Linked DNA regions of Homo sapiens: region 1 is linked to region 2. Evidence: read pairs that join two places in POLR2A ChIA-PET (ENCODE). Cell type or tissue: HepG2. All regions are shown on one strand. Links, peaks and the distances in the headings refer to the core of each region. The heading gives the core; the rest is flanking DNA.

What was found. ChIA-PET counts read pairs that join two places held together with the same protein. Peaks named below come from ENCODE experiments on the same cell type or tissue, not always from the same donor. Only the 100,000 strongest peaks of a DNase experiment are listed, where the experiment ranks them.
Region 1: POLR2A ChIA-PET joins it to region 2 with 9 read pairs; 3 of 35 experiments call an interaction of 5 or more read pairs at or near these places.

Annotation. Positions count from the first base shown.
Region 1 is chr14:103,416,329-103,420,714 of GRCh38, reverse strand. The region is part of intron 2 of MARK3 (microtubule affinity regulating kinase 3); the gene reads right to left. Among named protein-coding and RNA genes, the nearest start is that of MARK3, 33 kb to the right of the region's middle. RefSeq lists enhancers at 2,054-2,123, 2,134-2,243. In HepG2, for the core only: no CTCF peak of the experiment used is centred there; no DNase peak of the experiment used is centred there.
Region 2 is chr14:103,153,575-103,157,960 of GRCh38, reverse strand. No RefSeq gene overlaps it. Among named protein-coding and RNA genes, the nearest start is that of TNFAIP2, 32 kb to the right of the region's middle. RefSeq lists enhancers at 394-1,131, 1,132-1,870, 2,595-2,889. In HepG2, for the core only: no CTCF peak of the experiment used is centred there; a DNase peak (open chromatin) is centred at 2,760.

The sequences.
Region 1 (4,386 bases), core at 87-4,086, 260 kb before region 2:
GTAAATTTGCAAATATAGAAACCACAAAAAAATGAGTATTAACTATCTGCCTGGAAATGAATAGTGGTGATGGTTGCCCAATAATGTACATATAGTTGATGTCACTGAACTACACACTTAAAAAATGGTTAAAATTATAACTTTTATGTTGTATGTATTTTACCACACACACAAAAAAAGTGTTGGCCAGGTGTGGTGGCTCATCCCTTTAATCCCAGCACTTTGGGAGGCCCAGGCAGAAGGATCACTTTAGCCCAGGAGTTCGAGACCAGCCTGAGCAACATGGGGATGCTTTGTCTCTGTAGAAAATACAAAAAATCAGCCGGATGTGGTAGTACACACCTCTGGTCCCAGCTACTCAGGAGGCTGAGGTGGAAGGACTGCTTGGGCCCAGGAGGTAGAGAGCTGCAGTGAGCCAAGATTGCACCACTGCACTCCAGGCTGGGCGACAGAGCAAGACTCTGTCTCAAAAAGAAAAAAAAATGTTCAAAACTGTGGAATTCCGTGATTTTTTATATATAGGGATTAGGCTTATATGGAGCTTTTTTCCTGCACATTAACCATACCTCCAGGTTGTACTAAAAGCATGCTGACTGTTTTTATGCTTTTTAGTTATATAACATATGTATTCTATATCTTATATGGAATATATAAATTATATCTTACACCAAGGCTTTCTTTCACCCTTGTCTGCTTGTTTCCAAAAGTTTCTGTTTCTTTTTCTTAAGAGACAGGATCTCGCTATGTTCCCCAGGCAGTGGCTATTCACAGAAGCAATCTTGATCCCAATCCCCATCCCACTGATCAGCAGAGGAATTTTGACCTGCTCCGTTTCTGGGCCAGTTCACCCCTCCCCTCAGACAACCTGGTAGACCCCTGCTCTTGGGATATAATTAATTTTTAATTGAAGCAAATCATTCTGGGTTTTAACTTTTTTTGTCAGTCACTACAGTTGTTTTGAATAAAAATTCATCACTGTCTACCCACCCCCAAGAAACCACTTGCTGAGTTTTGGTATAATGTCAAAGAACAATATCCACAATCACCTGAAAAGGTATTAATATGCTCCCTTCCTTTTGTAGCTACATTTCTTTATACACTTCAACCAAAACAACATACTTAAATAGTGTGAATGCAGAGCAGACACAGGAACCCAGCTAACTTCTATTAAGCCAGATATTAAAGGGGTTTGCAAAGAATTTAAACAATTCACTCTTTTCAATAATTTGCTTTGGAAAATAGTTGTTTTTCATAAAAATATGTTATTTACATTACCATGTAACAGGATTATTATTTTTGATGAATTAATATATATTTTAAGTTTCCTAAGTAATAACTTCCAATTCAGCAGCTATCAATACATATAACCCTAATAAATAAAAGCTTTGGGGAGTTCTCAATTTTCTATTTATTTATTTATTTATGAGACGGGGTCTCGCTCTGTCACCCAGGCTGGAGTACAGTGGTACAATCTCGGCTCACTGCAAGCTCCACCTCCCGGGTTCACGCCATTCTCCCACCTCAGCCTCCTGGTAGCTGGGACTACAGGCGCCCGCCACCACGCCCAGCTAATTTTGTTTTCGTATTTTTAGTAGAGACGGGGTTTCACCATGTTAGCCAGGATGGTCTCGATCTCCTGACCTCGTGATCCGCCCGCCTCAGCCTCCCAAAGTGCTGGGATTACAGGCGTGAGCCACCGCGCCCAGCCTCAATTTTCAATTTAAAGGAGTTCTGAGACAGAAACGTTTGAGAACTGCTGTTCTCATCAATGGCATTGTACACAACCACTGAAATGAACAATTATGACGATTAGTGGCAACGTAGAAAACTGCTTTGGATAAAATTCCGAGGGCGGAAAAAACAAGATACAAAATTATAATCAAAAATATGTTGAAAAAACATGTATATGGAAAATATACAAAAACAAAAATGGTATTCAGAATATTAGGATTGTGGGGTTTTTCTTCTCTATTCTCCAAACTTTCTGTAAAGTTGTTAACATAGTCTTCACCAACAAACTCGTGACTAAACATAAGCATTTATGCAAAGTCTCAGGAAGTTTCACACACCCCAGGATGAAGAAACGTGGTTTCAGGAGTGAAGCAACAGATGAAAAGGCAGGCGGGGGAGGACTAAGTGACTGAGGGGTGGGATCATCAGTTCCTCCCAGGCAGAAGAGAAGATTCTTATCTAGAGAAACTGGATACTCTCAGAAATCTAAGGACACAAATATCTGGGGTCTTCAATAAAAGCACCAGACAACTCCCAATAGGAAAGCTCTGTGGTCAAACATGTCCTATTCATACAAACACAGCTTGTGATCAGATGCTTAGGGCTCCACATTAGGTACAGACAACCAGAGGCTACCAGACATCCAGAGAAAGTCTCTATATGAAAGAGCGGTAACAAGAAAGAACCCCAGAAAAAAAGAGAAGCAATGCAGGGAACAAAAATCTACTTTATAAAAGAGCTAAAAAAAAAAAAAAAAAAAAAAAGCCTTTACTATTCTCAGGGAGTCAGCAGAAGAAACAACATTCATAATACCAGGGCTAGATGCTGTAAAGACAGTAACAACAAACAGATGAAAATGATCAAAGAGTGAGCTGGGGAGAGAAGAGGAGACACACACACAGCTTTCTTTCTTTTGAGACAGAGTTTTGCTCTGTCACCCAGGCTGGAGTGCAGTGGCGCGATCTCGGCTCACTGCAACCTCTGCCTCCCGGGTTCAAGAGATTTTCCTGCCTCAGCCTCCTGAGTAGCTGGGATTACAGGTGCGCGCCACCACGCCCAGCTAATTTTTTTGGATTTTTAGTAGAGGCAGGGTTTCACCATGTTGACCAGGCTGGTCTCAAACTCCTGACCTCAAGTGACACTTCTGCCTTAGCCTCCCCAAGTGCTGAGATTACAGGCATGAGTCACCGTGCCCGGCCCACACACACATTTTTAACAGAAAGAATGGAAGATGAAGTTAAAAATATCTCCCAGAAAGTAAAAACATAGAGATAGAAGATAGATTTTGAGGCTCTTTTCAAGCACTCCAGTCTCTGCTTAAGGATTCCAGAATGAAGATTTTTAAGTTAAAAAAGAGACAATTTTCCAGAACTGAAAGACAAAAACCTCTATATTAAAAGGGTCCAATGAGCACCAAGAACAATGAATGAAGACTAACCCTTGGCACCTCAATGGCTAATTTCTAAAAACCAAGGATAAACTTCCAGAAAGAAAAAAAATATTACATACTTAAGCTACTTACATGGTTATACTCCAGTCTTTGACATTCCCAATATCTGAAAACCTTTCATGATCCAAGTTTGAGCTTCCCATTCTTTAACTAACTTCTTCTACCTTCCTGCTCACTCAATCTAGTACTCTAATAACTGTTGGAACTTACCAGGATCTGTAATTCACTGACCCCACACCTTCATAGGGTCAGTCTTCCTCCTCAAGTTCTTAGTTCCTAATTATATCACTAATTTCATTGTGATGTTGTTGTATAACAATGCTCCTGGGGTGTTGTATAACAATGCTCCTTTGTCCTTTCACTATACTAATGTGACAAAACCCCAATCTCTGCAAATGCCATGCCTGCAGCTGGGCAACTGAATGTGGCTGGAGAGTAGCACAACGCCATGCTGACTCTTCCCACTTTAAATCCTTGGTCACCAACCTCAGGGAAGCCTTAAGGCTGCCTGGCAATTCTATTACATTTCTCTAGTCCATTCACTCTCCTGCTTATCTGGCAATTATTTTAACCTCCTCACATCTCTAATACATCTCCTCATCGTAGCAGATCAGTTTGCTTTCCATTTTACTGAAAAAACAGTTTGCACTCAGAAAATTTCTACAAGCTCCTACTACCATAAGGATCCCCTCACCTGCACTGATGCCGGCACCCTCTGCTTTCCTCCTATTTCTTTACTTTATTTTCTTTCTTTATTTTTTGAGACAGAGTTTTGCTCTTGTTGCCCAGGCTGGACTGCAGTGGTGCGATCTCGGCTCACCACAACCTCTGCCTCCTGGGTTCAAGCAATTCGCCTGCCTCAGCTTCCTGAGTAGCTGGGATTACAGGGGCACGCCACCATGCCCAGATAATTTTTTGTATTTTTAGTAGAGATGAGGTTTCACCATGTTGGCCAGGCTGGTCTCGAACTCCTGATATCAGGTGATCCACTCGCTTCGGCCTCCCGAAGTGCAGGGATTACAGGCGTGATCCACCACGCCTGGCTTGCTTTCCTCCTATTTCTATGGAAGAACTGTCCATGTTATCCAAAGACCAATGCCTCCACCATCCCCTCACCTATTCCAAAATCTCTTCGACAGCACCAATTTCCTCCTTTTTATGAGATTATCCCCATTAGTAGAGAAATATGTTGATATTTTGTCCAT
Region 2 (4,386 bases), core at 288-4,287:
CCTGTTCCCATCAGCCAGAGTGGAAGAACTCGTGCTTCACCTGGCATTGGTAAGGGTCCTCAGAGGGGTCTCAGCTCAGGAGTAGGGAAAGTTAACCCTAGGCTTGATGCTGCTTGGGTCTCATCTAATGGAGTTCTCATGCAAGACCCAAAGGGCCAATCTTTCCAAGTAACTTGGAAAAAGTAACTCGGTGCCTTGATCTGAGGGGATCGTCCGACGGAAGCTCCAAGTTTTTAAATTTTTTTCAGAGACAGGGTCTCGCTCTGTCACCCAGGCTGGAGAGCAGTGCTGCGACTGTGGCTCACTGCAGCCTCAAGCTCCAAGGCTCAAGCGATCCTCCCACCTCGGCCTCCTGAGTAGCTGGGACCACAGGCCCATGCCACTAAACTCGTGCTTTTTAAAAAGAAGGTTATATGTTGACATGATTACAAGACTTCCCAGATTTCAAAAGTGTTTCAACCAGCACTTTGGTGAAAAACGTTGGAGTCTGTGTTTCCCTCGCACTGACTTTTTGCATTGCTTGGTGTTAGCGAGCTGCCCCGCCTCCTCTGTAGTGAGAAGTGGGTCATAAATCACCCACCCGTGGCTCAGAAGAAGTACTCAGGACCTGGGTGAAGGGGCAGGGAAGGGATGGACCCGGGAGAGGGCTTGTCCCACCACTAGGGTGAGAAAGCAGCTCCGCGGAAGGGAAACTGCGCCTCTGCAACTCCCCAGAGAGCCTCCCGCAAGGCCTGGACCTGGCTGAGTCCCCGCGTGCCCTGGGGTAGGGGCTCCCATAGCCCCCAGAGCTTCCTCTACAGCCAGTTTGTGCTGCCCACAGTGGGCCGGGGCCTCTCCCCCTGGGAAGCTGAGTGTCCCACAGTCCTGGGCAGTCCTTGGGGCCACCACCTGGCAGAGGTGCTCCCTGTAGTGGTCACAGCCTTCGCTGGAGCTGCCTGAGGCTGTCCTGCCTTTCCCAGGACTTCGCTGGGACTGCTGGCCTTTGGAGGAAGCTGGGAAGCACCTGAGCACTCGGGAGAGACTGGGCTAGTCTGGAGCTGTCTCTTGGTCCCCAGGGTGAGGGATGGGAGGGCTGAAGCTTGGTGAACAGGCTCGACCTGGACACATGTCATTGAGACAGCATCTGAAAGGGGCAGGCAGAGCCGTGACAGCCGGGACTTCCAGGGCGTTGCCACCAGCTATGGGGGAGTGTGCTGGGCCGTCCCGCTCCTGGGGAAGGATTTTCCATGTTCTCGTCTTACAGGAGAGAAAAGAGCCGACGAGAGACCCAGCCAAGTCCGTCCCAGGGGCTGTGTCACTCTGCTTGGGTATCCCAGGGGTGACCCAGCTTCTGTCCCCTGCCCAGCTGGCCCCAGTTCTGCTTCCCGGGGACTCAGACCTTCCCTCCCTTCAGTGCAAAGGGGCAGGGTAGGTCCTGGGCCCGCAAGGCCAGGCCTCAGTTTCCCCTTCCTCGTGACAGATTTGGCCCCGCCGGCCCCTCAGCCCACCTGGCTTTTGTCCTTGCAGCCTGGATGCCCTATTTCCTTGGGGACCCCAACACTGTTTTTTCTTTAAGTGAATCTAGAAAAACACATGGCCACACAGCCCTTGCCAAACAATTCCAGAACAATCCTTGGATCGCTTTGGAAAAAGTAAGCATTCCCCTTCCTCTCCCACTCTTCTGAACTCCACCCACCCATGCAGTGGGAGCGACTGAGATGCTCGCTGCTTTCAGGGGAAAGACCTGGGGGCCGAGGGCACCTGACAGAGTTGCCCCTGCCCAGGCCTGCATGGGGTGAAGCTAGGCAGGGCCCTTCACTGCAAAAATGTTTGGGCTCGGGAAGGACCCCAGGGCTCCTGCACGTATGAGGGCCAGGCTATTTGACGGAGATGGGGCCAAGGTCATGGCAACGGGAGGATGTGGGAGGGTGGACAGAGTTGGTCCTAGGACATGGGTCCTGCCCTTGAAGTTCCAGACTCTGCCCAACCCTGAGAATCAGCTGCCTTCCGGGGGGGGAGCCCCTCTGCTGACCAAGCCTGCCCTGTCCCCAAATGAGCATGGCTGCCCCCAGCCCAGGCTCCTCCTTCAGGCCTCTCTGCCCCAAACCCAGGACAAGCTGCTCATTCACCCCCAACAGGGGCAGAAACCAGGCAGTGAGGGTGACAGGATTTTACTGTGGGATCAGGGATGGTGGAACAACAGAGCAACCCAGAGGACACAGGACAAGTGAAGCCTGAGCCCAGCCTGTCTTGGGGTCCGAGCCTGTCTTGGGGTCCGAGCCTGTCCTGGGGTCCCAGCCTGTCCTGAGGTCCGAGCCTGTCCTGGGGTCCCAGCCTGTCCTGGGGTCCGAGCCTGTCCTGGGGTCCCAGCCTGTCCTGGGGTCCGAGCCTGTCCTGGGGTCCCAGCCTGTCCTGGGGTCCCGGCCTGTCCTGGGGTCCGAGCCTGTCCTGGGGTCCCGGCCTGTCCTGGGGTCCGAGCTTGTCCTGGGGTCCCGGCCTGTCCTGGGGTCCGAGCCTGTCCTGGGGTCTGAGGCTGTCCTGGGGTCCCAGCCTGTCCTGGGGTCCGAGCCTGTCCTGGGGTCCCAGCCTGTCCTGGGGGTCGCACACTGGCCCCTCCCACTGCCCCCCTTGGTGCGCTCTGTGCCTCTGCAGGCCTGGAGTCTGGACCAAAGTGCCTGACAGTGCTGGCCTTTGAAAAGGGAAGGGCCTGCCAGGCTCAGCCTCCAGGCTGCCAGGGCCCGGCCCTGACCTGGGTTGAACTCTTCATGGATGAGCTGGCAGAAGGACTGACCAACCTCGTGGGGAGATGTCCCAGCCCGGCCCTCAGGGAAGGTCCCACCCTCTGGCCTCAGCACACAACCAGCCATGTGACAGGTTCATACTCAAGAAAAATCCTAGGCACCCTTATTTAAGTAAAGCCGTAGGAATTTATTATATAGACTTTAAAAAATTTTTTTCTAGTTTTAAAAGCACTTCTTATAGAAAATGTTCAAATTAAATATCAAAATAAGAAATTTTAAATTACTCAAGCACTACAGGCATGAATATGTCTTAAATGCCTTTCCCCACTATATTTATGCAAAATACCATCTTGTTTGCAAAAATCTATACAGAGAAGACTCACCCACCATCCCACACATTTTAAAGGATTACGTGAAGTACAGATTGGATCCTGCCACCTTCCCCTTCCCCTTGAACATTTTGGTGCCAACGCATCTATATTAGCACAGCCATTCTGCACAGATACTGTTCTACAAATTTGCATTTTTCACTAATGTCATGTCACGGATGCTTTTCCAGATCAGTGGAAACAGATCTGCCTCCTTGTGTGAATGGCCACACTGCATTGTGTAGTATAACTGTTTTCCTCTTTCCTTCTTGCTGGATAGTTTGGGAGTTTCTAGTTTTCCCTACAACGAGAATCCTTGTATGAATAATGACAAAGGTTTGTCCTATTATTTCTGATAACATACATTCCCTACAAGTAGAATTATTACCTCAAAGATACTGTTCAATATCTCTTTATTAAGATACAAAATCTCTCTCTTTTTTTTTTTTTTTTTTTTTGAGAAGGTGTTTTGCTCTTATTGCCTAGACTGGGGTGCAATGGCATGATCTTGGGTCACCACAACCTCCTGGGTTCAAGCTATTCTCCTGCCTCAGCCTCCCGAGTAGCTGGGATTACAGGCGTGCGCCACCATGCCTGGCTAATTTTGTATTTTTAGTAGAGACGGGGTTTCTCCATGTTGGTCAGGCTGGTCTCGAACTCCCGGCGTCAGGTGATCCACCCACCTCGGCCTCCCAAAGTGCTGGGATTACAGGCGTGAGCCACCGCACCCAGCCTAGGATAAGAAATCTCTTTACTAAGGTAAAAACATTTCAGCAGGGATGCAAACCATCTCGTTTTTCTGAGGACTCTCCCAGGGACCTGTATGGCTTAAGAATCCAGAAATGTGATTATAACAGGGCTACTAAGGCAGCAGGTTATCAAGACAATCAAGCAGAATCCCAGGATTTGTTTGTTTGTTTGTTTGTTTTGAGACAAAATCTTGTTCTGTCTTGCCCAGGCTGGAGTGCCATGGTGTGATCTTGGCTCACTGCAGCCTCTGCCTTCCGGGTTCAAGCGATTCTCCTGTCTCAGCCTCCCGAGTAGCTGGGATTACAGGCGTCTGCCACCACACCCGGCTAATTTTGTATTTTTAGTAGAGACGGGGTTTCTCTACTAAAGGAGTTCAGGGTTTCTCAAACTCCTGACCTCAGGTGATCCACCCGCCTTGGCCTCCCAAAGTGCTGTGATTACAGGTGAGAGCCACCGCCCCCAGCCAGAATTCCAGGTTTTTATTTGAAGTTATTTTCAAAAACCATGGCCTCAGACTCTAAAGCCTTAGAAACACTGCAAGGCTCTTC